Regions from separate parts of the Homo sapiens genome. Here region 2 is linked to region 1. Evidence: read pairs that join two places in POLR2A ChIA-PET (ENCODE). Cell type or tissue: Caco-2. All regions are shown on one strand. Links, peaks and the distances in the headings refer to the core of each region. The heading gives the core; the rest is flanking DNA.

Region 1 (2,500 bases), core at 1-2,500:
AGTCTCGAAAAAAAAGGGGCAAATGTTCCGTTTTTCAAAGTGAGACACAGCTTCAATAATACCATCCCATGTCAAATTAATCCCATTTTACAGGGCTACCAGGCTGAGATTAAATTGTAAAAAGAAAGTATTTTAATTAAGAAAGGTATCTGATAAAGTTATTTTGAATGTTTATAGGGCAAGATGAAGAAATGTGAATTAGAATACACTATAACTGGGTTGGACGCAGTGACTCACGTCTGTAATCCCAGCACTTTGGGAGGCCGAGGTGGATGGATCACCTGAGATGAGGAGTTCTAGACCAGCCTGACCAACATGGTGAAATCCCGTCTCTACTAAAAATACAAAAATTACCCGGGCGTGGTGACCTGCACCTGTAATTCCAGCTACTCAGGAGGCTGAGGCAGGAGAATTGCTTGAACCTGGGGGGCAGAGGTTGCAGTGAGCTGAGATTGTGCCACTGCACTCCAGCCTAGGCAACGAAACGAGATTCCATCTCAAAAAAAAAGAAAAAAAGCAAAAAAAAAAAGAATATACTATAACCGATATTACAATGAACATTATGAAATTGCTGATATTTTGCTACTTTTATAGGTTCATACTCAAATTTATATTTGATTACCCATATATAAAAAAACTGACTTAAGAAAAAAGTCAATTAGAGGATAGTCTTAAGTAGAATATGCTGAAGTGCATGCCCTCAATCCTTGGAGAAGACTGTATTTTAAGAATGGCCACACCTACATATTTATCCCATCCCACGTTTTTCTTACGATGTCACGCATACTCTTTTCATGAAGAGGTGGGGACTGCATTTCCCCCAACCACATCAGATCTGTATGGGTGCCTTGTGTCCACTCCAGCCAATGGAGTGTGCTATGAGACTTCAGAGGCTAGATCATTAAAAGAATACAGACTCCAATTAGCTTTCTTTCTCTCTCCCGGGATATCTGCCCTTAGAACCCAGCCACACATTGTAAGAAAGCCAGGGCCATAAAAAGAGGCCACGTATGGTGTTTTGGACAATGGCCCCAGCAAAGCCCTCAGCCTGCAGATACCATTAACAACAGACATATAAGCGAAGGAGTCTGAAGATGACTCCAGCCCCCAGTCTGAATATTGCAGCTGAGGCCCCAGACATTGTACAGCAAAGATGAATACGTCTGATTGTGCCTGCCTATCTATAGTCTTGTCCTATACAAATCATGAGAGGTATTATTATCATTTTAAGCCTTGAAGATTTGGAGTATTTGTGAGGCAGCAACAGGTAGCTAATGCAGTCCTGTTATTTTCAACATTTTAATCAACAACTTGGGAAAAGACAGACACACATGCTTATCAAATTAGCAGAGGACAGGACTACAAACAACTGCCAACACTTCGGATGAAAATGTTGGGATTTAAAATTATGCTGAAAGAGTAGAACACCAGGCTAAAACTGATAAAATGAAATTAGCAACAGAGGAAATATATCCTATTTAGGTAATAAGAAATATACATTGGGTGAGGGAGAACTAGTTTAAGAGTAACTCATGTAAAAACCACCTGAGAATTTTCACTGATCACTAGCTCAACATGAAACAAGGGTATATCTCAGCTACCACATAGTTACGTAACTTTATAAAAATGATGTTCAGATCAAAGTAAGTATGAGTGCCACTGTAGTCAGATTGGTTTTGGTATATTACGTTTATTTTTTTCATAAAGAAACTTTTATTCAAAGACAACAATAACCTTTATAATAAATATGCAGTAACTATCATTTTTATAATGCTTACTGTAGGCCAAACACTGTCCAAATATTTCCTCTATATTAACTTATTTTTGGTTGTTTTTTGAGATAGGGTCTCAGTCTGCCACCCTAGGCTGGAGTGCAGTGGCACAATCTCCACACACCGCAACCTTTGCCTCCCGGGTTCAAGTGACTCTCCCACCTCAGCCTCCCAAGTAGCTGAGACTTTCAGGCATGTGCTACCAAGCTCAGATTTTTTTTTTTGGAAACAGGGTTTCACTCTGTCACCCAGACTGGAGTGCAGTGGTGCAATCTTGGCTCACTGCAACCTCCGCCTCCCAGGCTCAAGCGATTCTCCTGCCTCAGCCTCCTGAGTAGTGGGGATTACAGGCGTGCGGCACTACCGCCTGGCTAATTTTTGTATTTTTAGTAGATACGGGGTTTTACCATGTTGGCCAGGCTAGTCTTGAACTCCTAACCTCAAATGATCCACCCATCTCGGCCTCCCAAAGTGCTTGGATTACTGGCATGAGCCACCATGCCTGGCCTCTATATTAACTTCTTTAATCCTCACTAATAACCCTAGGAGGTAGTGGCCTTTATTATCACCATTTCATAGATCAGGAAATTGAGGTACAGAAAATGACTGACCAAGGTCCTACAGCTAGTAAGGGGGACAGCTGGGATAGTATTATTCATACACACACACACACACACATACACACACACACACACACACACACACGTACACATAAATATTTTTACGAG
Region 2 (16,574 bases), core at 5,830-8,329, 52 kb after region 1:
TCTCTTCTTTTTTCCTTGTCCAAGGATCTATAAGAGACAGAGAAAAAAGCCATCAGTATCAATCATATTTCACATTAAGTATCCTGACTGATGTGTTTTAAGGGCATTGCTTTTAATTTATATGGAAACTATTCTTATAAATATAGCTTTTGCTATCCTTTTTGCTTAACATTCTTAATAGCATGATTTGATTTATAAAAAAATAAGGCATTGATTGCAACTAATTCATTTTATGTCTTAAGTTCATTGACTTATAGTTTTACAAAAATGTGAAACGTGTATTAAGCTAAACTATCATAGTTTTAAAACATTGGTCATGGCTGAGCATAGTGGCTCACACCTGCAATCTCAGTACTTTGGGAAGCCAGGGTGAGAGGATTGCTTGAGGCCAGGAGTTCAAGGCCAGCCTGAGCAACATAGCAAGACCCTGTCTCTACCAAAAAAAAAAAAAAAAAAAAAAAAATAGCAGGCGCCTGTATTCCCAGCTATCTGGGAGGCTGAGGCAGGAAGATCACTTAAGCCCAGGAGTTTCAGGCTGCAGTGAGCTTTGATTGTGCTACTGCACTCCAGCCTGGGTGACAGAGTGAGACCTTGGCTGCAAAAAAAAACCAAAAACACACTTTGGTTATAATGCAGGTCACAGTTAAACAGAGTTCAGAAATAGTGTTTGTTGCCAAGTATTTCTGGTTCATCCAGAACTAAGAGTTTTTTATTGAAAACTAACTATATCTGGCAATCTTAGTAGAGGCCATGTAATTTCTGAGAGCAAATAGTGAATACATATTTTTGTTTTTCTTTCTTAATCTAGTTTCTTTTTCTTGTTTTTTTCTACCTAAAGGTTGCCAAAGACTAAGTTTGAAATTATCTTACATATTAGATACCTCCAATCTTGTCATGGAATTAGATGTAATCTCTTTAAGGTCTTTCTTCAGAAATTGATTGCAAGCAGTTTGGGATGCCACTTAAGAATTTGCTTAAACCACTTCCTCCCAACCCCACAAAAAATCACAAACCCAAGCACAATCCAGATGAGAATCATAAACGTCTCACTGCTCTTTGCAACAGCATGAATTGTGAAATTTTAGTTAATCCAAGAATTTTTTAATGTTGTTGTTTTAAACCTTTTATTAGATTTTCTTCTTATGCCAAAATAACCACATATGGTTCCAATCCTTCAGGATAAGGACAATTTGGGGTAAGTCTAATAGAATAGCAACATTTAAAAAGTTCAAATATGGTAGAATTGTTTTGTTTATATGGTAGAGATAAATTTTTGAGTTAGAGAGATCTAGCGGTCTTCTGTTCTAAACTTACATTCATTGTAGGAACCTCCTCAACATCCCTGAGAGAGAGGGTTCTTTAAACTGAATTATTAATTCCAGTAATAGAGAAGCTGCAGCCTGACGGGGAGGGGTGGCATTGGTTTTATTGTTGAACCGCTTTAGCTAGTTTTCTTACAGTGAGTTACACAGTGTCTCCCAGTACAGTTTGTGTTAGAGGACTATAGACTATGCTATAGACTGTACTGTACCCTCCTCAAATTGATTTGTTGAAGCCCTAACTCCCAACGTGACTGTATTTGGAGATGGGCCTTTTAGGAGGTAATTAAGGTTACATGAGTTCATAAGAATGGGATCTTGGCCAGGCACAGTGGCTCACGCTTGTAATCCCAGCACTTTGGGAGGCCGAGGTGGGTGGATCATGAGGTCAGGAGTTCGAGACCAGCCCGACCAACATGGTGAAACTCCGTCTCTACTAAAAATACAAAAATTAGCCAGTCGTGGTGGCACACACCTGTAATCCCAGCTAATCAGGAGGCTGAGGCAGGAGGATTGCTTGAACCTGGGAACTGGAGGTTGCAGTGAGCCGAGATTGCCACTGCACTCCAGCCTGGGTGACAGAGCGAGACTCTGTCTCAAAAAAAAAAAAAAAAGAATGGGATCTCTCGACGGAAAGGCCATGGGAGGACACAGTGAGAAACTGTGGCTATCTGCAAACCAAGAAGAGAGCCCTCGTTATAAACCAAATTGGCCGGAACCTTGATGTTGGACTTCCCAGCCTCTAGAACTGTGAGAAATAAACCTCTGCTGTTTAAGCCACCACTGTGGTATTTTGTTATGGCAATATGAGTAGACTGAGATAGGCTATATGTAATGCCTTTTCTTATTTTTTTATTTATTTGTTCTTGAGATGGAGTCTCGCTGTGTCACCCAGGCTGGAGTGTGGTGGCACGATCTTGGCTCACTGCAAGCTCTGCCTCCCAGGTTCATGCCCTTCTCCTGCCTCAGCCTCTGGAGTAGCTGAGACTACAGGCACCCGCCACCAGGCCTGGCTAATTTTTTTGTATTTTTAGTACAGACAGGGTTTCACTGTGTTAGCCAGGATGGTCTCCATCTCCTGACCTCGTGATCTGCCTGCCTTGGCCTCCCAAAGTGCTGGGATTATAGGCATGAGCCACTGTACCCAGCCTGTACTGCCTTTTCTATACCACATTTCTCAGCTATCAAGCCAATCCTAACACATCTATTCTTTAAAATTAAACTTCACAGGCCAGGCACAGTGGCTCATGCCTGTGGTGGATCACCTGAGGTTAGGAGTTCAAGACCAGCCTGGCCAACATGGTGAAACCCTGTCGCTACTAAAAATACAAAAATTAGCCTGGCATGGTCGTGGGCACCTGTAATCCCAGCTACTCGGGAGGCTGAGGCAGGAGAATCACTTGAACCCAGGAGGCAGAGGATGCAGTGAGCCGAGACCACGCCATTGCACTCCAGCCTGGGCGACATGAGTGAAACTCTATCTCAAAAAAAAAAAAAAATTAAACTTCATGGTGAGTTCCATTTTTCTTTATTTGATACAATTTCCAGATTGTTGTTCCAATTTGCTGCCCACTTTGAGATCACATCAGTTTGTGTCTACCTCATCAAAATGATGATGTCTAGAACTGAACATAATATTTTAAGTGAATTCTGATTAATGCAGAATATATTAAAACATTACTTTCTATGAGCTGAATTCCATATCTTCTTGTGGGCCACACATAATATAGTGTTGGTTTTGCTTTTTCAGAAAACACATTATATGCAGGTTAAACTTGTTGTCACATAAAATATGCATATTTTTAAGATGAGCTTTTTTTCTGGGCCTTGTAATCCAGTAGGCTTTTGGATTACCAAGTGTGAAACATACGAAAAAGTGCGAATGTTTAGAGGAACCAATATTTCACCATGCAGGTGTGAACTCCAAAAAAAGAAAGAAGCAACAACAAAAACCAAAAAAAAAAAAAAAAAAAGGGAGATAAGATGTTAACTCCAAGAGCTAGTTGGTTTAATGGTAAAATGAATTCTGTATTTGAAACCTGCCCTAGTACACATAACTTCGTACTCAAAAATTGACGCTGTATAAAAAACGTTAGACTGAGTGTTAGAAGAGATGAATTTAAATCCCAGCTTTATAAGTGATGAGCTAAGTGGCTCTTGGGAAGTCACCTACTCTTTCTAAGCCTGAGTCTCCTTATCTCTTTACCTGTAAGGAGTTGTAGCATACCTCTCCTAACATACAGGAAAACACATACACACAAACACATGCCACCAGTTACCATCTACTCTCACGAGTATTTTACCAAATAAAAACATTTAACACCAAAAAAAGGAAGAACAACAGAATTTCAGGATGACAATTGGCAAATATACATGCACATTTCCTTTAAGGCCTGGTGAAAACTGTCACTTACTAAAGGACCTTTTGGAAACTACTGAACTAGATCATCTCTAAGGTCTTATCTAGACCCTCAAGTTGGGTGTGGGGCATCTGAACACTGGATAGTAGTGAGATGATAGATTTGGGGGTGTAAAGTTATTCATTAATCTATTCATGTGTTAAATCAACAAATATTTATTGAATACCCACTATGTGCCATATATTTAAAAGCTGGGATATATCAATGAACAAAATAGACAAAAATGCCTGTCCTCACGGTACTTATATACTGGAGGGAAGAGACAGAAAACAAGTAGTAAACATAAAACAGAAGGCAATTATAGGCTGGGCGTGGTGGCTCACGCCTGTAATCCCAGCACTTGGGGAGGCTGAGGTGGGCGGATCATGAGGTTAAGAGAGCGAGACCATCCTGGGCAACGTGGTGAAACCTCATCTCCACTAAAAATACAAAAATTAGCTCGGCGTGGTGGCGTGCGCCTGTAGTGCCAGCTACTTGGGAGGCTGAGGCAGGAGAATTGTTTGAACCTGGGAGGTGGAGGTTGCAGTGAGCCAAGATTGCGCCACTGCACTCCAGCCTGGCGACAGAGCAAGACTCCGTCTCAAAAAAAAAAGAGGCAATTATATACAGTGTACTACTTTGGAAGATGCTGACTGCCATGGAAAACAAGAGAAAGCAGAGCAGGCAGGGTAGGCAGGGAGTCTGGGGACATTTTTCTGGTCACAGCACAGCAAGGAGCACTGGATCTCATTAACATGATAGGCACATTTTTTGGCTTCTACTTATTGCCTCAAACCTAGCCATGAGTAAATTGATTAATTTAGAAATTTATTACTTATTTCACATATTTAATATCTCTAATGCAGGGTTGTTGTAGATCATAGTAATTAATTCAGCTTGGGAAATTGTCACTGAGTTATTTATTTAGAATAACAGCTTGTGATTTTATTAGCGGTGTATCTGATTTTGAAAATGCCTTAATTCAATCAATTGATTAATCATTTATCATTTAGTCAATAAATATTTATGGATTGCTTGTTATGCAGAAGGCTGAATTATATGTGCATGTATTAAAGTTATAGCTATAGAATTATTAAGTCTAGAATTCCTGAGTGTTTATAAAGGTGGAATTAGGTGCTGTGAAGTATTACAGAGTTAAAAACGGCAATATTTTTAACCCAGAGAATATAGCGTATTTGTTTGCTAATTTGCTTTAGAATTATCTAAGAACAGGTTAGTTGATCTCACAATACTTCTCTGGTAGATAGGGTAGCATATTTTCCTTATTGCATATGTAGGCAGACTTGAGATTCCAGGAAGTTAGATGCCTTATCCTTAGTCACTTAGGGAGTGTAGTGTCGATATCGCAACGAGGACCTTAGGTTTCAGGGGTCGTTGTTTAGCAATATCTGATCTTGAGCCAGTTGGTATAAGAGGACACATACCTTTGGTTCCTGATCTCTCTGGGAGACGGGGGTCCTTTAATGTGCCCACCCAGAGCTCCCCTTCCACAGCACCCACCTCTTTCTGGATTCTACATCTTTGATGCCAAAAGGCCTCAGATTGCAAAAATTATTTGGTGCTTCAGGTCTTCTGTCTCAGCGAATGGGGTTCAGGCCTCCCTCTGGTCTAGGTGTTGGCAAGTACAGAAGGAAGGTGGAGGGGTAAGAAAGGGGGCAGAGGAAAAGGCCAAAAGAGAAACTACCATGTTCATTTCAGCTCTTTCTTCTTCCTGCAGCTCGCAGCTTACTAATTATTCTTCTCCTTCCCAATTACAGAAAAAAGAGAAAGGATCATCATAAAGAGATTCTAGAAATGTGACCTTGACCATTTAGCTTTTGGGAATGACATGTCTAGCCTTAACTTTTGGACATTTTTAGCTAGCAATTTTCAACTTGGTTACAAAATGAGCAGAAGAAGTATTATCCTATGAAGGATATTTTTTTTTTTGAGTCAAAGTCTCGCTCTGTCGCCCACGCTGGTGTGCAGTGGTGTGATCTTGGCTCACTGCAACATCTACCTCCCGGGTTCAAGCAATTTGAAGGAGATGTATTAAAAATACCTGAAGGGAGCCAGGCATGGTGGCTCATGCCTATAATCCCAGCACTTTGGGAGGCCAAGGTAGGCAAGTCACTTGAGGTCAGGAGTTCGAGACCAGTCTCGCCAACCTAGTGAAACCCTATCTCTACTAAAAATGCAAAAATTAGCCAGGCGAGGTGGCGCATGCCTGTAATTCCAGCTACTTGGGAGGCTGAGGCAGGGGAATCGCTTGAACCCAGAGGCAGAGGTTTGAGTGAGCTGAGATCATGCCACTGCACTCTGGCCTGTGTGACAGAGTGAGACAAGACTCCGTCTCAGAAAAACTTAAAAAATAAAAACAAAATAAAAATAACTGAAGGGAGGTTGTCAAAATATGGATCTCCCCCGTCTCCCAGGATCTCATTCTAGCAAAAGTTCTCAGTCTTGGCTACATATTAAAATCACCTGGAGAACATTCACAAAATGCCCAGGTATACAGCCTACCTCTAAGAGGCATTCTGAGTTCATTGTTCTGGGATATAATCCTGCTGATATTGTATTAAAGCTCCAGGTACTTTTAAGGTGCAGCCAGGATCACTGCCCCGGCAATCCTGAATTACTGACAGGAGTGTGTCCTAATCCTGGTGTGCTGCCCCCAGGTGTGTTGGAGTGTGGAGAAAAAAACTCGAGAACCATTAATCCAGTGTTTCTCAAAGGGTGGTCTGCAGAACAGCAGCATCGGCATCACCTGGGAACTTACTAGAAATGCAAATTCTTGGGCCTAACTCCAGACCTACTAATTCAGAAACTCTCAGGGTGTGACCCAGCAATCTAGGGTTTCAGGAGCCCTCAGGTGATTCTGATGCATGTTGAATTTCAGAACCACTGTCCTAATCTAACCTGTAGTATTCTGAAATGATAATCTGAATATAATTGAGTTAGATACCTTCTTTTCTGATAAAAAGAACATTATATCTATAAGCAGGTGTAGGGAGCTTTGTTTAGCTAAAGAAATTAAAGTGCTATGATAGGAATGTTAGACATTAACTAGAAAGGAATCTGGGAATAGGGGCAGAGGTTGTTCATGATTTTCTTTTTGAGGTACAGGATCCTTCCCAGAAAAATCACACCATGTGGTCAGCCATCTTCTCTCCTTGAGCTAAAGCTCTTTTTGTGTTGACTATGAGTTTATATTTTAACCTACTCCAGGCAAACTCTTCCCCATAATCAAATAAAGTTTTCAAAGACAGTGAAGATTAGCAAACAAAGCCTTGCATTAGACAGAAGGGCTGGGAAACACTAAAAGCAACCTTGAGCCAAGATGTCTCCCTGGTAATCCAGCAGGTCCACCACTAGGATAGTAAATAACTCTGATGACATCATGGCATGATGTCTGGTGACTCTCGGTCACCACAGTAGGGGCAGAAGAGTGAGGTTTTCTGATCCACTGATCCATTTGGTCCTTCAGTGACCCCTTTGGCGCTGATAGAATCTTTTTTTTTTTTTTTTTTTTTTTTTTGAGAGAGGGTCTGGCTCTGTCACCCAGACTGGAATGCAGTGGTGCAATCTCGGCTTACTGCAGCCTCTGCCTCCTGGGCTCAAGTGAGCCTCTTGAGTAGCTGGGATGACAAGTATGTGCCACTACGACCAGATAATTTTTGTTTTTTTGTTTTGGTAGAGATGGGGCTTCACCATATATTGCTCAGGCTGGTCTTGAACTCCTGGGCTCAAGTGATCTGCTGGTTTTGACCTCCCAATGTGTTAAGATTACAGATATGAGCCACTGTACCTGGCTCATAGAATTTTTTTTTTTTTTTTGAGACGGCGTCTGTCTCTGTTGCCCAGGCTGGAGTGCAGTGGCACGATCTCGTCCCACTGCAAGCTCCGCCTCCCAGGCTCACGCCATTCTCCCGCCTCAGCCTCCTGAGTAGCTGGGACTACAGGCGCCTGCCACCACGCCTGGCTAATTTTTTTTTTTTGTATTTTTAGTAGAGACGGGGTTTCACCGTGTTAGCCAGCATGGTCTCAATCTCCTGACCTCCTGATCCGCCTGCCTTGGCCTCCCAAAGTGTTGGGATTACAAGGCGTGAGCCACCGCGCCCGGTCAGCTCATAGAATCTTTAGAGAAGAATCTTTGTAGGTGGGATGATACGTGCTTCTGGACATCATGTGAATCATCATATTTCCAGCTTTTAAGCATATTAATGAGGATTTGAACAATGTCTTAAAGCAGGAGTACTGTTTTATTATGAAAGAAGCTTCCTAGTTGACAAACTTTTCATACAGAGTCAAACTTCATTCTAATGGCAATAATTATTATATTATAAGAAACTGGGGGGCCGGGCATGGTGGCTCACGCCTGTAATCCCAGCACTTTGGGAGGCCGAGGTGGGTGGATCACGAGGTCAGGAGATCGAGACCATCCTGACTAACACCGTGAAACCCCATCTCTACTAAAAATACAAAAAATTAGCCAGGCATGGTGGCGGGCGCCTGTAGTCCCAGCTACTCGGGAGGCTGAGGCAGGAGAATGGTGTGAACCGGGAGGCGGAGCTTGCAGTGAGCCGAGATCGCGCCACTGTACTCCAGCCTGGGCGACAGAGAGAGACTCTGTCTCAAAAAAATTAAAAAATTAAAAAATTAAAAAAAAAAAAGAAACTGGGATCATGTTGAATTTGCCTGAAACAAATCCAAGGAGTTAGATTGCTTCAGAGGTCACCTGATAGAAATAGCTCATAAATTCCCTAGGAGTAAATCACTCTTACTAGGCCTGAAGACATGCTTCAAGTCAGAATGTGATAGTAATGATTCACTCTGGGATTTCATTTCAAGCCACAGGAACTAAAAATGCAAGTACAGTTCCCAATGCGAAACGCAACCTGTAATCTTAATCCATTTAACTTCCTCAAATTGCTGTATTACTCAAAACAGCTGATTTCTTCATTGAGCATAGATGAATTTCCTCTGTGGCAAATGTCACCATCTGACCCAAGGATATGTCTAGGCCCTCCTTACCACCTGTGAGCTCTCCTTCAAGGAAAGGCCGTTGAGCAAGCCCAATTGGTCTAGTTAAGAGCCTGTGCTTTGGAATCACTTAAGAGCCTGTGCTTTGGAATCAGATTACCTGTGTTGGAATCTACCAATATGGCTTGGTAGGAGCGTATTTTTGGATGTATCTCTTAACCTTCCTAAACTACAATTCCCTCAACTGGAAAATGGAGAAACAATAATACTGACGTCATAGTATCAGCAGTTGCACAGGATCTAGTATAAAGGTGGTCAGGTATAAAAGTGGTCAATAAATATTAGTTCTTATTTAAGGAGGTAATATTATAATGGTTAAGAGGAGGATTTTAAGGCCAAATTGTCTAGTTCGAATCCCAATTCTGCCACTTACTTTGTAAAAGTTACCTAATCACTTGGGGCCAAGGTTGAGGACAGGTGCCTGGGAAACACCGGGAAGTACTCCAGGGAATAAATGAGAGGCTCCAATTTTTATTTTTATTTATTTATTTATTAAGGCGGAGTTTCACTCTTTTGCCCAGGCTGGAGTGCAATGGTGCGGTCTCAGCTCACTGCTATCTCTGCCTCCCGGGTTCAAGTGATTCTCCTGCCTCAGCCTCCCAAGTAGCTGGGATTATAGGCACCTGACACCACGCCCAGCTAATTTTTGTATTTTTAGTAGAGATGGGGGTTTCACCATTGGCCAGGCTGGTCTCGAACTCCTGACCTCAGGTGGTCTACCCACCTTGGCCTCTCAAAGTGCTGGGATTACAGGCTTGAGCCACCGCACCTGGCAGAGGCTCCAGTTTTTAAAGAAAAAAGGACAGCTCCGGAAAAGGGATTGAATGCAAAAGTTGTTCATCAGGAATTCTCATTAGTTTACAGGAATAACACTGAATAGTGATTGGCTATACATTGCTGAACTGTAGGCTATGAGTTATGGTGTCCAGGATATGGCATTTTTTGGCTCCTTTGTGTCAGTCTAGAGCTCATATAGCAAGTGGCTTCAAGAAGTGATTCCTGGGCCGGGCGCAGTGGCTCACGCCTGTAATCCCAGCACTTTGGGAGGCCGAGGTGGGCGGATCACGAGGTGAGGAGATCGAGACCATCCTGGCTAACACGGTGAAACCCCGTCTCTACTAAAAGTACAAAAAATTAGCCGGGCATGGTGGCGGGCGCCTGTAGTCCCAGCTACTCGGGAGGCTGAGGCAGGAGAATGGCGTGAACCCGGGAGGCGGAGCTTGCAGTGAGCTGAGATCATGCCACTGCACTCCAGCCTGGGAGACAGAGTGAGACTCCATCTCAAAATAAAAGAGGTGATTCTTTAGCTTGAGGGAAGAGTGATAGTCCTGTCACATTTCAAATGCCTCTCTGGGCATGATAATTTAAAGGGGCTTGCATGCCTCAGATGCAAATTTCTTTTTCTTTCCCATAGCACACTAGGAGAGAGTACAAATGAGGCCCACCTATCGTGTTTTAAATACTTAGAAGTTGTACATCAAGTTAAATAACTCTTAAATAAAATGTTTTCTGTTCTCCTATCTTGACAAATATACCTTCATAGCAAACTAGGTTCAGGTTCAAATGTAGAATTTTTAGAGTTCCACACCAGAGGTGGGAGGAACAGAGGGAGCCAGCCCCTGGACACTGGGTTCTGGCCTCCAGCTACTTCTCTTACCCAGCTTCTTCCTGCACCCAGCCCTAGTATCCAGGGCTCCCCAGCCCCCGTCCCATACACATACCTGTGGTAACAGTGTGCTACCTGGAAATCTCCAGGGAAGTGCCAGGTAGATGCTCTGGAAGTTGGTGTGCGCTCTTTCGGCAAAAGAAATTCCAGAGTCAGCCGGGCACAGTGGCTCACGCCTATAATCCCAGCACTTTGGGAGGCCCAGGCGGGCAGATCATGAGGTCAAGAGATCAAGACAATCCTGGCCAACATGGTGAAACCCTGTCTCTACTAAAAATACAAAAGTTAGCTGGGTGTGGTGGCACACGCTTGTAGTGCCAGCTACTCGGGAGGCTGAGGCAGGAGAATAGCCTGAACCAGGAGGCAGAGGTTGCAGTGAGCTGAGATTACGCCACTGCACTCCAGCCTGGTGACAGAGTGAGACTCTGTCTAAAATAAATAAATAAATAAATAAATAATTCCAGAGTCCAGGAATGCATTCTGAAGTGGAGTATTATGGACTAAATGTTTGTGTCCCCCAATATTCCTGTGTTGAAGCCCTAACCCCCAGTGTGGCTGTATTTGGAGATAGGGCCTCTAAAAAAGTAATTAAGATTAAATGAGATTATAAGGATGAGGTTCTGATCTCATAGGCTTAGTGTCCTTATAGGAAGTGACATCAGAGAGCAGTCTATGCACAGGCACTGAAGAAAGGCATGTGAGGACAGTGAGAAGGGGTCACCTGCAAGCCAGGAGGAGGGTCCTCACCAGAAATGGACTATGCTGGCACCCTGCTCTTGGACTTCCCAGCCTCCAGAACTGTGAGAAATACACTTCTGTTGTTTCAGCCACCCAGGCTGTGGTACTTTGTTATGGCAGCCTGAGCTGACAGTGAGTGTGGGGCTGGTTCCTGGGGGACACACCCCTGCAGACTCCTTGGTCTGTGAGGAAGAAAGGCAACCAGAGAAAAGCTAGAGTCTCCTCTAAAGAGCAGGCCTTGGTGTAGGGACCCCCTTGAGCTGCAAGGACAGAACAGCTCTTCAAAGGTGCTCAGGGAGAAGTGGAGAAATGTTGAATTTCATGTATACTTGGCCTGGGCAGACAGACTCAATGTGGAAATTTAAGCCAAGAACTAAGTGGACCTGACAGTTATGGTCACAGGCTGTTTGGCTAGAAATTATCTTAGAGGTCATCTAGCCCTCATACAGTTAGAGAACAGAACTCCAGGGACTTTCCAAAGGTTGAACAGAAACTTGTTGAGATCATGGCTCTCTAAAATCTCAGGCATATACCTTTGTATGTGTTAGGTTATAAAAGTTTCCCAATTTGTGGATTAACTTTCAGAGGCCTGCTGAATTTGCTAGGAGGAGAACTTTGAAGAATGCATTAAGAATTCTTGCTTCACTGCAGGCCAGAGCTACTTGTGTTTGCCTAACCTGGAGCTGATGAAACAAAGCATCTGGTTAAAAAATTATACATAAGGCCGGGTGCAGTGGCTCACGCCTGTAATCCCAGCACCTTGGGAGGCCAAGGCAGGTGGATCATGAGGTCAGGTGTTCGAGACCAGCCTGGCCAACATGGTGAAACTCCATCTCTGGCCAGGCGCAGTGGCTCATGCCTGTAATCCCAGCACTTTGGGAGCCTGAGGCAGGCGGATCATGAGATCAGGAGATCAAGACCATCCTGGCTAACACAGTGAACCCTGTCTCTACTAAAAATACAAAAAATTAGCCGGGAATGGTGGTGGGCGCCTGTAGTCCCAGCTACTCGGGAGGCTGAGGCAGGAGAATGGTGTGAACCCAGGAAGCGGATGCAGTGAGCCGAGATCGCGCCACTGCACTCTAGCCTGAGCGACAGAGCGAGACTCCATCTCAAAAAAAAAAAAAAAAAGAAAAGAAAAAAAGAAAAAATGCTCAACGCCACTCACTGATTATCAGGAAAATGCAAATCAAAACCACACTGAGATATTATCTTCCCCCAGTTAGAATGGGCATTATTAAAAAGACAAAAACAAAAACAAAACACAGATGCTGGCGAGGATGGGGAGAAAAGAAAACTCATCTCCACTGCTGGTGAGAATGTAAATTAGTACAACCACTATGGAAAACAATGCAGAGATTTCTCAAAGAACTAAAAGTAGAACTACCATAGCATCCAGCAATGCCACTACTGGGTATTTATTCAAAGGAAAAGAAATCAGTATATTAAAAAGATACCTGTACTTCTTTATCAAAGCACTATTCATAATAGCAAAGATATGGCATCAACCTAAGTGTCCATCAGTAAATGAATGGATAAAGAAAATGTAGTATATATATATATATATATATATATATATATATATATATATATATATATATATATACACACACACACACACATATATATATATATATACACACACAATGGAATACTATTCGGCCATAAAAAGAATGAAATAATGTCATTTGCAGCAACATGGGTGGAACTGGAAGTCATTATGTGAAGTGAAATAAATCGGCACAGAAAGATAAATATTGCATTTTCTCACTCATATATGGGAGCTAAAAAAGTTGATCTCATGGAGGTAGAGTAGAATGATAGGTACCAGAGGCTGGGAAGAGTGTGTGGGTGGGTGGTGAGGATTAAGAGAGGTTGGTTAATGGTGAAAACATACAGTTAGATAGAAGGGATAAGTTCTAATGTTCAAGAGCCGAGTAGTGTAACTATAGTTAGCAACTATGTATTGCATATTTCAAAATAGCTAGAAGAGAGGACTTGAAATGTTCCCAACACATAGAAATGATAAAGACTCAAAGTGATGAATACCTTAAATATCCTGACCCGATCATTACACATTTTATGCATGTAACAAAATATCACATGTACCCCATAATTACGTATCAAAAAATGATCAGAAAGTATAAACATATCTTACTCAGGCTTTGCCTGTGCTTATCCAATGAAATTATTTTTAAGACAGAAAGCAGGCCAGGCACGGTGCCTCACGCCTGTAACCCTGGCACTTTAGGAGGCAGAGGAGGGTGGATCAGCTGAGGTCAGAAGTTCGAGATCAGCCTGGCCAAGACGGTGAAACCTCATCTCTACTAAAAATACAAAAAATTAGCCGGGCATGGTGGCGGATGCCTGTAATCTCAGCTACTTGGGAGGCTGAGGCAGGAGAACTGCTTGAACCCGGGAGGTGGAGGTTGCTGTGAGCCAAGATCACACCATTGCACTCCAGCCTGGGTGACAGAGTGAGACTCTGTCTTAAACAAAAAGACAGAAAGCTGATATATTTTATCTTTTCCCAGTAGAGCTCCAAGTTTGCAGATGTTTTCTGCTTACAGCTTGGGCAGTCCAGGTAGTTTCCAAACCTCTCTCTTCTATTTCCAAGACAGAACTGCGGCCCTTTTCCTTCACAGTAGCTCTGCCTTGGACAGAAATGATCAAGGGCCACTACCACTGCTCTTAGGTTTGAGTAGATAAGATTTGGGGGGGTATCTCTAACTGGTATTCCATTTATCTCCCCAAAAGAGTAAAAGTGGCTCAAAATAATGTTCCAAATAATTTTCTCAAAACAATATAAGGTTCATTGGCTTTTTCTCATTATAAAAGACATTTTTGTTCTGTTTTGTTTTGTTTTTTGAGATGGAGTCTCGCTCTGTGGCCAGGCTGGAGTGCAGTGGTGCCATCTCAGCTCACTGTAACCTCTGCCTCTGAGGTTCAAGTAATTCTCCTGCCTCAGCCTCCCGAGTAGCTGAGACTACAGGTGCGTGCCACCACACCCAGTTAATTTTTGTATTTTTAGTAGAGATGGGGTTTACCATGTTGGCCAGGCTGGTCTCGAACTCCTGATCTCAAGTGATCTGCCCAAACTTGGCCTCCCAAAGTGCTGGGATTACAGGCATGAGCCACTGTGCACAGCCTTGTTTTGTTTTTGAGACAGGGTCTTGTTCTGTCAGCCAAGCTGGAGCACAGTGGCACTATCATAGCTCACTCCAGCCTTGACTTCCCAGGGTCAAGTAATCCTCCTGCTTCAGCCTCCCAAGTAGCTGGGACTACAGGCATGCACCACCACACCTGGCTAATTTTTAAATTTTTAGTAAAGAGGAGGTTTCGCTATGTTGTCCAGGCTGATCTTGAGCTACTGAGCTAAAGTGATCCTCCCACCTTGGCCTCCCAAAGTTTTGAGATTACAGGCATGAGGCACCATGGCTGTCCAATAAATATTCTTAACATGATTATCTATTTCTAATTCTAAGATCCTTAGAATTGATTCTTAGAAGTGGAGTTACTATGAAAGAGCCTTAATACTTCAAGTCAAATTGCTTTTCGAGAGGCATTACCATTAATTCCAGCAACAGCAGTGTAGAATAGTGCCTGTTTCACTACGTCCTCCTGGATAGACTCTTGCCTATTAGTGTAGCACTGGGATCTGACTTCTGAATCAGCCTGTCTAGAATTGAATTCCAACTCGACCACTTCCTAGCTGTGTGGATTGGGAAAAGTTGCTTAGCTGCTCTATATCTTGGTTTATCTTTGTTCAAATGGGCATAGTAATACTGCCTACTTCATAGAGTTATTATGAAGTTTAAAATAATATATTACAGGTACTCAATAAAGGCTAGTCTATTACATTAATAAAATTATCTTCTAATATGACATGTGAAAAACTGTACTTCATTGTTGCCTTAAATTGCATTCTCTAATTACTACTGATTATAAACTTTAAAAATGTTTATTGGCTAATTTGTGTGTGTGCATGTCTGTGAATTGACTATTCATTTCCATTGACTTCTCCTAATTGTGGCTGGTGTTTTCTTGTTATAGATTTGTTGGAGCTCTTTATATATTGACATTAATCTCATGCATGTCATATACACAAGTAGTTTTCACAGTATTTAATTTGCTTCTAATCTTTATGATTTTGGGGGTTATATAAATGCTTAAATTTCTATGTAGTGAAAAGTGAAATCAAATATGATAATGTTTTCTTTGACTTTTTTTTTTTTTTTGAGACAGAGTCTTGCTCTGTTGCCCAGGCTGGAGTGCTGTGGTGTGATCTCAGCTAACTGCAAGCCCCGCCTCCCAAGTTCATGCCATTCGCCTGCCTCAGCCTCCCGAGTAGCTGGGACTACAGGCGCCCGCCACCACGCCCGGCTAACTTTTGTTTGTATCTTTAGGAAAGACAGGGTTTCACTGTGTTAGCCAGGATGGTCTTGATCTCCTGACCTCGTGATCTGCCTGCCTCGACCTCCCAAAGTGCTGGGATTACAGGTGTGAGCTACCGTGCCCGGCTCTTTGGCTTTTTTAATTGCTTTTTTATTTAGAAATCCAGCTCTCTTCCCAGGTTAGTTTTTTTGTTTTTGTTTTGTGTGTATGTGTGTAGAGACTAAGTCTCGCTATATTGCCCAGGCTGGTCTTGAAACCCTGGTCTCAATCCTCCCACTTCAGCCTTGCAAAGTGCTGGGATTACAGGCATGAGCCGCCATGGCCAGCCCCATGTTAGTTTATAACACATAATTTATTATTCATAAATTGAATTTTTACATAGTCTGAAGTTTGTTTTGAGGTTCCCTAAAAGATTCCATTTTTAATCAATACTACTTTAATTATTCTAGGTTTAGAATAATTAAATAGTTAATTAAATAATAAATAATTAAATAAAATTATAAATAGTTAAATATTAACTGTTAATTAAATTACGGTTTATATATTTACATTTTCTTAATAATATATCATTTATTATTAATTATAATTCTAAATTAAATTATAAATAGCTAATTACACTATAGCTAATTAAATAATTAATACCTGATAGCCTTTTTTTAAATATTTCTTAAAAATTCTTGAATGCTTATTCTTTCAGTTTATTTATTTATTTATTTTTTTGAGACGGAGTCTCACTCTGTCGCCCAGGCTGGAGTGTGAGTGCAGTGGCACCATCTCGGCTCACCGCAACCTCTGCCTCCCGGGTTGAAGCAATTCTCCTGCCGCAGGCTCCCAAGTAGCTGGGACTCCAGGCGCGCCACCACGCCTGGCTAATTTCTTGTATTTTTAGTAGAGATGGGGTTTCACCGTGTTAACCAGGATAGTCTCAGTCTCCTGACCTTGTGATCTGCCTGCCTTGGCCTCCCAAAGTGCTGGGTTTAGAGGCGTGAGCCACCGCGTCTGGCCTCTTTCAGT

What was found. Peaks named below come from ENCODE experiments on the same cell type or tissue, not always from the same donor. Only the 100,000 strongest peaks of a DNase experiment are listed, where the experiment ranks them.
Region 2: POLR2A ChIA-PET joins it to region 1 with 10 read pairs; 8 of 35 experiments call an interaction of 5 or more read pairs at or near these places.

Annotation. Positions count from the first base shown.
Region 1 is chr5:55,972,506-55,975,005 of GRCh38, forward strand. All of the region lies in intron 3 of IL6ST (interleukin 6 cytokine family signal transducer), which reads right to left. Among named protein-coding and RNA genes, the nearest start is that of IL6ST, 21 kb to the right of the region's middle. In Caco-2, for the core only: no CTCF peak of the experiment used is centred there; a DNase peak (open chromatin) is centred at 1,006.
Region 2 is chr5:56,018,457-56,035,030 of GRCh38, forward strand. No RefSeq gene overlaps it. Among named protein-coding and RNA genes, the nearest start is that of IL6ST-DT, 32 kb to the left of the region's middle. In Caco-2, for the core only: a CTCF peak has its summit at 7,198; a DNase peak (open chromatin) is centred at 7,125.